Regions from separate parts of the Mus musculus genome. Here region 2 is linked to region 1. The links are chromatin loops, found by intact Hi-C in ENCODE. Cell type or tissue: gastrocnemius. All regions are shown on one strand. Links, peaks and the distances in the headings refer to the core of each region. The heading gives the core; the rest is flanking DNA.

What was found. Peaks named below come from ENCODE experiments on the same cell type or tissue, not always from the same donor. Only the 100,000 strongest peaks of a DNase experiment are listed, where the experiment ranks them.
Region 2: a loop joins it to region 1, with 5 times the contacts of the local background. A loop is called at or near these places in 3 of 42 quality-filtered maps.

The regions. Positions count from the first base shown.
Region 1 is chr5:21,930,420-21,935,806 of GRCm38, forward strand. Reln (reelin) reads right to left here. Exons shown (of 65, transcript NM_011261.2): 47 at 2,281-2,421; 48 at 939-1,116. Among named protein-coding and RNA genes, the nearest start is that of Slc26a5, 68 kb to the left of the region's middle. In gastrocnemius, for the core only: a CTCF peak has its summit at 3,099 (motif pointing right); DNase peaks (open chromatin) are centred at 3,125, 3,440, 3,957 and 4,635.
Region 2 is chr5:22,324,339-22,329,725 of GRCm38, forward strand. The region is part of intron 1 of Reln (reelin); the gene reads right to left. Among named protein-coding and RNA genes, the nearest start is that of Reln, 18 kb to the right of the region's middle. In gastrocnemius, for the core only: a CTCF peak has its summit at 3,069 (motif pointing left); DNase peaks (open chromatin) are centred at 1,885 and 3,058.

The DNA of each region.
Region 1 (5,387 bases), core at 135-5,134:
CTCCCACTTCTACCTGAGGTAGAAGAGTATCTTGAATTCTAGTGTTGTCAATTATAAAAAAATCATTATGATATATATCATCATATATCATATATATCAAAGTATATATATATATATGTATATACATATATATATATATATATATATATATATATATATATATATGTATATGCTTTGTTACTCCTGGGTAGAGTATTAGATATAAATAATGTAGGACTACTTCTTTGGCACCAATATAAACTCTGTGATAGAGTATAGTTAAAATAAAGAGTTGAGTGTGAATTGGTTATTTTTTTAAAAAATGAATTTGCCTATCTAATCAATGTACTAGAGATATTTTGCTGTTAAAAAGGTAAAATTTAGCAGCAAGATAGAATGAATATAATTTTTCCAAAAGAAAGTTTTTAAATATTGCTTCTGCCACATACAAAATAATATGCTCCAAATACAAATGTTCAGTAATAATTGATAATTACTAATTACTCTTCCTGGAATGATTTATATAAAAGTTGTTAATACATTCAAGAAACACTGAAGTTCATTTCCTACATTTTTACTCTTTAATCCCAAATGTGTGGTGAGCACAAGTGTTTTCAATTATAGCTTGATCCAGTTAGAACCCCCCTTAACCCCAACACACATACTGCACAGGTGCCCCTTTCTCAGGATGGAAATCTATGTAAGTCCTTTAAAGATGTGTTCTTAAATAGTCCCCATGCTGACCCCAGCTGAGTCTTTAAATAGTCTCAAATATTTGGTAGGAAAATACCGGAAATGTTCAATGCTGTCTGATTTGTGTAAAGTTCAAAGTTTGGATCATGACTAAGCATTGAGGGTAACTGCATCTTGATTGGCTGATTACACTTTAAAAGGAACTCATGGGACTTGTGAGGAGCTTAGAGGGTTGACAGAAGGGAAACCATTAGCCCAGCCCTTACCCCACTGAAATGGAGAGCCAGGCCGGAAGCCACAGCCCCACACACTGTACTCAGCTTCCCACCGCTCACAGTCAGCCAGTTCTGGTTGGAGGGGGCTCGGTTGAAGTTGTCTTTGAGCTGGGTGGGAAGGGAGGTCTCAGGCTCATCACAGTACAGGCCTCCCCACTGTTCATCACAGCTGGATGTGGAGAAAGAGAAAGGCAGAGTCAACATCAGAGAAAGCCCATGAGTATTCCCATGTTATGGAAGCCAACATTTTTAGGAAAAGACCCGGACTTTTTAGGATTGTAAGACCGGAAAGGTTACTACTCTTTAGAGTTGCAGCTCTTTGCTAAAGATCACCTGCTTTCTTTAACAACACTGTAGGTTGAATTAACCTCCTCCAGGCTTGGTGGAGGGAAAGAAACAAGTTTAAACAACGTACTAAATGTGAACAGGACAGCAGTCGCCCAACCACATTTCCGGGGATAATAATGTATGGAATTGGTCTCTTTCATAGGAGTTTGCAGTGATTTAAGAACCAAGTGGCTGTGTGCTAAACAGCAGCCATGCTTTGGATAATCATTGCCATCCCTGGACAGAGTTCTCAGCTCTCTGTTCAGGGATGCTGCCCAGGGCTCTTCAGAGTCATCCTGGATATGGAATACAATCAGTGATCAAGGGCCGGATTTTTCCATGTCTATAGAAGATTAGTCGAAAAGATCATATGCATTCTCTATTAGCATCCGTACACTCAACCAAACAGCACAATTTTAGAAAATGAAACATAAAAGGCTGTAGTACGTGTGTATGTGTGTGTGTGTATGTGTTTGTATACGTGTCTATCCAAATGCTTAAAATGTAGATTTCCCCAAAGTTGCTAAAGATCTATGAGAATGCTATGGAGGGTTCTCCGTGAAATATGCTTCATAAATTGATCAGATATGTTTGTATCTGATATATGTTTATTATATAAAAACAACATTAGAGTTATCAACTACATCCCAACAAATGCATGTTCTTACTTCTATCCAGACTTAATATATTATTTTTGATGAGAATTTATTGAACTCCTGAAACTTTTCTATTATATTTTTCAAGGTTCAAATGCATCACAGAAACAGAAGAAAAATGAATATTGTCAATTACAGTTCAGCTTTCTCTTGACAATGTGGCTGTTGCTCAGGTGCTGATCACTAAAGGAAAGTAGTTACACTGACTGTCAGTTCAACTCTTAGCTCAGTACTGTGTGTCAGGAAAATGAAAAAGCTAATCACTTGGGGAATGACGACAAAACCAGTTCTAGAAAGGCCCTGGATGGAATAAGCCAAGATATTTAGACAGTAGAAATATTCCGACTTACACACAGCTTCCCTGGACGCATCTCCCGTGGCCACTGCACATGTCTAGGCAACCATCCCCAATATAGACATTATCTATTGCCCAGGTCTGCTGCTTGTCAAAAGGCGCTGGCTGATGCCAGCGGAAACGAGTGGCTTGAGACCTTGGAAGAAGAAGAGATTTACAATGAAGAAAATGTATTCTAGTAAGCTGGAAGAGGGCAACACAGAGGCACACATTCCCAGTTCTATTTCCTAAAGAACATTCATTATTGCAACAGTCCATGCAAACCCCTGGTTAACAGTACTAAGCCAAACACATAAATCAGCATGGATTTTGCTCCCGGGATCTTGCTGGGTCTTGTAAAAGAAGACTATATCATAGGCTAATCCTAAAACCAGAAGCCTTAGGGGGACAATAAAGGTCTGGGTTTTGCAAGGAAGTCATTGTACGGAGACATCAGGGCTGTAAACTGGGAGAAAGATGCCTGTCCTTGAGCGGCTGTAACCCTTCTGCCTGTAACTTAGAACAGAGTGTGGCTGGGTTTCATGTTCTTCCCTGCTCTCCCAGGCACTTGCATCTGCCTCATTCTGCATCCAGGAGCAGATCTCCTAATGGAAGCCTCAGGGACAGGAGAAACGTAAAACAGAGAGATCACTGAAACCCTAGATAATTATATATGGAGAAGAGAGGGGGTAACAAAGCCTGGCTTATTGTAGGAAACAAATACATGTAACCCAGAAGTTCTCCATTCCAGAATCAGCAACATCTCTCCTTCACCGTTTGGAAAGCATCCTGTTCAGCAAACAAACAAACAAACAAACAAACATCTTCACAGCCACCAGATGGCAGTAAGACCCAAACAAAACCCAGCCCACATGCAAACATTCAAGACTTGTAGAAGAGTCAACTGTGGTTACTGAGCCATGGACATTTTATACTAAAAGACTTAATATTTTGAGTGGGAGATATGTGTTTCAGGAAGGGGAAAGAGATGAAATAACAGCAACAGCCTTACATTTTCTAATTGAAGATACATACATAAAATTTGTCCAATAATCAAAAAAGGAACAGCCTAGAACTAAGATTTTCATTCTGGAACACAGCCCGGTCCAGTGCATGTCCTGAGCATCTTGGCAGGAGCTGACTTCTCACAGCCCTTGCTCTCCAGCTCCCACACACCCAGCAGAGGCGTCTCCTCGGCTCACATCTTTCACTTCATATTGCATTGAGTTTAAGCACCAAGCTGTCCTTGGTCTGTGGGTGAGCGGGGCCTCTCCTCTGCTCCCTTCTTCTGGCCATCTTAAGGATTGCTACTCGCTCCTTGAGGCTTCCAGAGTACATGAAACTCATTCCCACCTTTCTGCATTTGTGTTTTCCCCTGGAGACGAGCACGCTCGCGTTCTCTCTCTCTCTCTCTCTCTCTCTCTCTCTCTCTCTCTCCTTGCTGCATGTCCTTTAGGGTCTCACAGGAAACGTCAGTCCTCAAAGAGACTTTTTTTCTGACCCTTTTAAAAATCGCATTTGTCTCATAATATTCAGACCCATGGCAATCTGCTCTTCTGTGGTGTTTAATACAGTTTAGCATGTGTGTGCATATGTTTCAGGGCCACACAGTTCCTTCCTGGCACATTAAGTCATAAGGCAGCATGTGGGGCAGGCAGATCCTTTTGGCTCTACTCTGAGTGGTGCTCTACAGGGACAGGGAGCTGATATTCAGGAGCCACTGTGTGCACAGGGAGCCATGTTGTATTGATGCCCGCCCCTACCGCTGCTGTAACATCAGCGGCTCTGCTCTTATAAATGACTGAATTTATTACTATTCTGTTTCTGTATAGCAGCATCTTGTAACACAGTGGAGCACCACATTCTCACAGCTCCTAACCATCCATTCTGAGATGGAGCCAGCCTGCACATCATTTATTCTGTCTTTTGATTTTATTACAAATTTTCTGAAGTGCAAGGAATATTGTTTTGTGTCCTCAGGGCTTATCAATAATAAGTAGTAAACTTCCCCTCTTCCCCAATATCACACATGTTTACTAAAGCCCTTGTCACCTTTTTATAAAGCAGTTTCTTTTGTTAATTATTCTCTCTGTTCATCATTTCACTGTCTGAGGCTCTTATAAATGGAATTTCATAACCATCTACTGAAAGAATATTAAGTTGACGGCAATAAAGATTCTCAGAAAGAGCAAATAGAAGGCATCTTGCAGGTGCTGAGGGGGGAACTGGGGTGAGTGGCGCAGGGACAGCAGTTTGATGGATGTTGTAGGAGAAGGCTAGAGAGGCGGCACGGGCTGCCTAGCCGTGGTGGCTTTTTGATGACTGGTTTTGTTCAGTCACAGTCTGGGCAGTCTCTGAACAGAAAGGCTGCACAGGAGATTCAAGAGCCAGATGAATTGCTGGAGGTGACGGCTTTTGTGGAGAGTTCCAGCACGGCCCCCTTTCAGTCTATGCCTCTCTCTCGAGTTCCATAGAAAAGGAGTCAGTAGGAGACCATGTGAAGATTGTGCTGAAACTCAGTTGGGCAACGGGTCTAAAGATAAGTGAGCGAGTGCTCAAATTTGTACTCTGGCATCAGTGAGCCTGTGTTCATGGTGAGCAAGTGAATTATTCCGCCACAATGAGGAGGTCAGATATGACAATTTCCGAGCCCCCTTTGAAGTGCAGTGGTTATATATTCTTAGGAACAGCGATATCTGGTGGTCACATACTCACAGGCAAAGGCACCATCCATTATTATTTTATAGGAGGAAGAAGCACTTTCATTAAAGGGAAGCAGTGCAATATTGATTCAGAGAGAGAATATGGAAGTTGAATTCAACCTCTAAGCCTTTCCAATGAAGCAACTTATTCCCAGCCCTGCCTGGCCTCACTGCGAGAGGGGCCAAATCACTTAGATCTACAAGCTGACACTTTCCCATCTGCAAAGCTCAGAAAATGCTGCTTCCTGACTCACAAGGGTGTTGTGAAAATTAATTAGTTGTTCATGTTTACCAAGACCTACGAGTGCTCTGTCGTCTCCCTCGGCAGGTGTCATTGCTTATCCTGAAGGTCCCGTCTAATGATGGCCGCTACCAGCTGCTGCTTCTCCAACTTGGAGGAAAAAGGGCCCCAGAGCAAATT
Region 2 (5,387 bases), core at 175-5,174, 390 kb after region 1:
CATTTCCAGAAGTAGGAAACATGAAGTGAAACCTTAGTTACCTTTTAGGAATAAAAATATTTAATTTCTGAGTGTTCATGTGCAGACGGACAAGGCTTTCTACCTATTCAACCCCTTAAAAATAAGGGAGTCTGAAAGCTTTGAAAATGCTAGAGAAGAATGTTCTTTTTCTTGTCTGAGACTGGGTTTCTTTCTTTATTTTGGATGATATTAGATGGTCCCCTAATAGTGCCAACTCCCCATCACTCCCGGCTGCTCCTGAGAGCAGTATCCAGCACCTGTAACAACATCTGTGTTCCTGGCCCCACACTGACCACTGACCGCTCTTCCTCCTCATTCCCTGATCATGGCCATGGCCTTCATCGATGAGGTCCCTTACCTGCCCCTCCCCATCCTAACTGGCCACAGGCTGAATGTGTTTACTTTTCTCCTTCTCCATTCCCTATACATGTGTGTGCGTGAGAGACACACACCTCTCACACATATGGATGCACAGGCAGCCGCACCACTATATTACATTAAGTACCGGTTGTCATGGAAATTCACCATGCTAAATCGGGGCCAGAGAACTTTTGTTTCTTGTGTATACCTTGGGGCCAAGATGTCTCAAACATTATGGCATGTATTTTAAAAATCAAAATAATACAGACGTTTAAAAGTGGTGCTCATGACCCTCCATAGCACAAGCACATCTAAGAAAAGGAATGCATTACTACATCTTACTGTATGCTGAAAAGGATCCAGAACTCAGAGCAAATGAGGTGTCTTTGTCCTCAGGAAGGAAATGGTTGCCCTGAGCAATTCCATCAACATAAATGGTAGAAAATACATTATTGTGTGGCCTTTTAAAATGACAACTTGAATAAATAAGCCAGAATGTTATAGCATCATACTCATAAAACCATGGTTTTCCGATGGAAACAATAAAATAAAACCACCATTTCTGTAGTTTTGAAAAGACTATGTGATATATTTTGGTCCTTGGAATCTCTTTATCTTAGAAGCTAGGAGCCTATTCTAAATAGACCATTGGGCATAGAAAATTAACGTCAGTATCAGTAGTGATAACCAATTTTTCTGTGTATTTCCATGATTCGATGCTTGGATCAGAGCAACCCTAAGATCTTCTTCTCTTTCTGCTGACACAGCAAGGTCCTTTGTTTCAATTAAATCAGAAAATTTACAGCATTTGTGTTAACAGAGTTCAACATTTGGAAAAGATTTTACTATATACCCTTAAATTAAAATACTAAACTGTTTAAATAAGGGCACAGTGAGAACTCATCCAAGCCTTCCCCTTCAGTCTGTCCCTATCCCTGGAACTTGAATTAGTCCTATCACCTTTGCATTTAGAACTTGTGAAGAAACGTTAACTAATAAGTGTAACATTAAGTAACATAAAATATTCACTTTTTAAAAAGCATTGTGGTGTTTTGTACCGAGTTAAATGGCTACAATGTAGCGGTTGTGCTGTATACTACCAGCCTGAATAGCCAGGATTAGAAGCAAGTGTACTGGAAAACACTGGCAACTGTAAAACTACCAGACACCAGGCTCCTTGGCATCCTTTAGTTCGCAAATGCAGGCATTAAATGAACAAAAGAAGCCACCAATCTTTAACTGGTTGTCCTATAGTGACTTACCACATCTTTGCCCCAAGGAAATAATACAGTGAAAGAATCCAAAATCTTCCCACGGGAACCTGCAAGCCTTTCCAAAACTGATGTTCCTCAGAACTGCCACTACTCACACCTCACCGCATACCCCATCAACCAAGCCCAGTGCATTCCTGTAAAGTCTCAGAACCACTCTTGCTGGCAGTTTTCTGGTAGCAATTAAGACCCACTGAGCTTCTACCGTGGCAACAAATGGCCCTCACTACCACTGAGAGATGGGTGCTATTATACAGATGAACGGGCCAAGTGCGGCAGATGCAGAATTCTAACGCATCTGTTCCAGACACAACGCTGTGTCTGAACCAGGCTTCCTCGCCTGCTGTCACCAGTAACTACTCTGGTCTTCCTTAAGTCTCATCAGCCCAGTGCACCCATACACATTGCTCCGTCTCCACAGAAGCAGTGTCTTAGTTAGGGTTTCTATTCCTGGACAAAACATCATGACCAAGATGCAAGTTGGGGAGGAAAGGGTTTATTCAGCTTACACTTCCACACTGCTATTCATCACCAAAGGAAGTCAGGACAGGAACTCAAGCAGGTCAGGAAGCAGGAGCTGATGCAGAGGCCATGGAGAGATGCTCTTTACTGGCTTGCTTCCCCTGGCTTGCTTAGCCTGCTCTCTTATAGAACCCAAGACTACCAGCCCAGAGATGGTCCTACCCACAAGGGGCCTTTTCCCTTGGTCACTAATTGAGAAAATACCCCACAGCTGGATCTCATGGAGGCATTTCCCCAACTGAAGCTCCTTTCTCTGTGATAACTCCAGCTGTGTCGAGTTGACACAAAACCAGCCAGTACACACAGCGAGGGTTATGCGGAGACCCTGAAATCTCCCACCTCACTGCTCATCAATTCACCACCTGCACTGTCTAAGGCAATGCCCAAGCTCTCCCTCCTCAGCCTCCCGAGATGGACCAGGACTTCTTCAGTGAGGGTCCAGATGATCGCTCAGCCTAACTAAACCAAGAGCAGGGTTTCAAGAATCCAATGGACAGACTGCCAGTGGCTTCTGCTGCTCTGCCTAGTGGGGAGCTAACTCAGGCCACCAGCCTGCCCTCTGAATGTTATTTTCTCTTCATAGGTTAGTGCTGTTGTCTGCTCTGGTCAGAGAAGCTTCTCTCTGCAGTGGGCAGTGCACAAACATAGAGCCATAACCGACCGGTGAGCTTGCTGAGACTAAGGGGCAGCTGGAGATTCACCCCTAAGGTGATAGCTATACCAAGCCCTCATGGCTCAGGGTGTATCACAGACAGGGGCAAAGAGAATATCAGAGTCAGGGGCTGGAGAGATGGCTCTTTCAAGGCCCCAAATTCCATACCCAGGCTCACATGGCAGCTCACAACCATCTATAACTCCTGGCTCAGGAGATCTGATGCCCTCTTCTGGCCTGGTTGGGTACTGCAGGCAAGTGTTGTTCATACATCCACAAAACACTCATTTGTATCAAAACACGTGAAATTTTAAAAAGAATATAAGAGCCAGAGCAATGGGTGAGTTGCTGTGCAATTTTGTCTCCTGGGCACAGGACTTGTACTCATAAACTCACACAATGGCAACTATATACAACACGTAGTTGCATAAGATAATCTCGTATGGTGTAGGGAGGGACTCAAGAGATCCCAGCCCTCCATGAGGATTTACTGGCAGTTGGTGGTACCTGGGAAAGAGTAAGACATTTACTTCAGTGGTACAGGTCATGCCATGCACCAGGAAATAAACCCCGCGCATGTTCAGGTGATCAACCCTAAGCAAGCTCATTAAGTCATCATGCATAAAAACGAACACACGTTAACTAAAAGGAAGCCTGACTGGGAAGATAAAGAGAATCAATGTGAGAGAAGGGGACAGAAAGGTAGCTAAGATCCAAACACATTAGACATCATGTGTATGTATGAAACAATAATGAGCCCCTTTACTGTGTGTGATATATATAAATATATGGAAATATATTTATGCTTATATATTTAAATGTTTTATACTTATATGCAATTAATAAGTTAAGTCCTCTGGAAAATAGTAGAAAGCATATGAGAACTTTTTGGTAGTCTTCATAAAACTGAGGTCATAAGACACCACAAAAATGAGCTCACCACAACCCCCCTGACTTCCCTTATCAGCATCCTGCCTCGACATCCACATATATGGAGGGAGAGAGGACTAGGAGAGGTGGTCCTTTGAAAGGAAGGTGACTTGGGCTATGTAACTCTTACAGTGGTATACAATGCACCCCATTCTTATGAACAAGTTCCTGGTTTGTAAGTTTACTGACAGTTCCAAGATCAAATCTCATGGTTCATTTTTAGTCATCTCTGAGCAAAATAAAGTTCCCAACTGAGGTCAAACAAAGCTGTCCCTTTACTTAGTTCATATACAATTGAATGAAACTTTTTTTCTATCAAAGGTGGCTAGCCTCTCTGCCTTTCCTTCACTTCCTTCAAACCAATTACCATGAAGCCACATGACAGATTGAGATCCCAGCTCCCATCAGTGGGAAACACAGTCACCCACCACCTGTGTCAGAAGCAAAGCTAAGTGACCTTCCTGTCCGAGTATGCTGCTTGCTCAGTGTGGGTGGTGGCACACCCTTTTTTCCAGAACGAAACTGTGTTGCCTTCTGGTTGAGGTACTTCTTTGTACAATACACAGCCCATTCTTTGCCAACACAGGAAACACGGAAAGTTTCGGCCCCCAATGTTACAAAGATTATGAAACGGTAAACAAGTATCCTTTTCACAAGCTTTCTTGCTACACTTTTCTCCTGGGGGTTTCCTTGATGATTCCAATGTGTAAAGACCTCCAAAGACACTGCTGTAGCTTTGCCAGTGCTCCTAGAACAGCAAGGCTGTGATGCATTACAGACACAGCACGCTCAGGCTGACTCACCATGCTATGAGTTCAACAATAATGAATCAGCAATAGACATCTACTACAGCTCAAAGCCGAAACACACATAAGACAATTCCATGTTCCTTTGACATATAGGAACATGGAATTTTCATATAAAGAAAATTCATAATGGAAAACTGGGGAAATACTGAATATATTACATAGGATTACTAGCATTACTAACAAGTTGTTAAAATCAATACTGAAAAGGATGGTGGAGGAGCTTATAAGGCCCCACCCCCCTCCCTGCGGGACTATGGTAAATAAGACTATTGGGGGAGGAGTGACATTTTTTTAAGTAGTGTAGCCCTAATCCAGAAAGTAACCTTGAGCAAGAAGTTAACTAAACTAACTGTCTGTCTGTCTGTCTGTCTGTCTGTCTGTCTCTCTCTCTCTCTCTCTCTCTCTCTCTCTCTCTCTCTCTCTCTCATGTGCACACACACATCACATACACCACACACCTGTAGGTGTGATTAAAGTTGGAGAGAAACATATTAGAAATACAGATTTCAGCAGTGGAGTAGGTTACAGAGAGGAAAATGGTGATGAACTCAGCTAAAATCTATCCTAGAAATGATGAAGCTATCAAACATGTTTTAAAATAAGCAAAGGATTTAACAGATAAGGCAAAGGTTGCTGGCCCACAGCCACATAACGCAGGATCCAGAGGTGTTAATTCCTTGACACAAAGCACAAAGCACCTGTCTCAAATGCTATTCTCTAATCAACTATCCCTAGTCAGGAACACTTTTTCTTAGAAGATGAATTTTTGGTACAACTTTTAAGTTGTTATTTTTACGTGTTTTATATATGGTTGCTGCATAT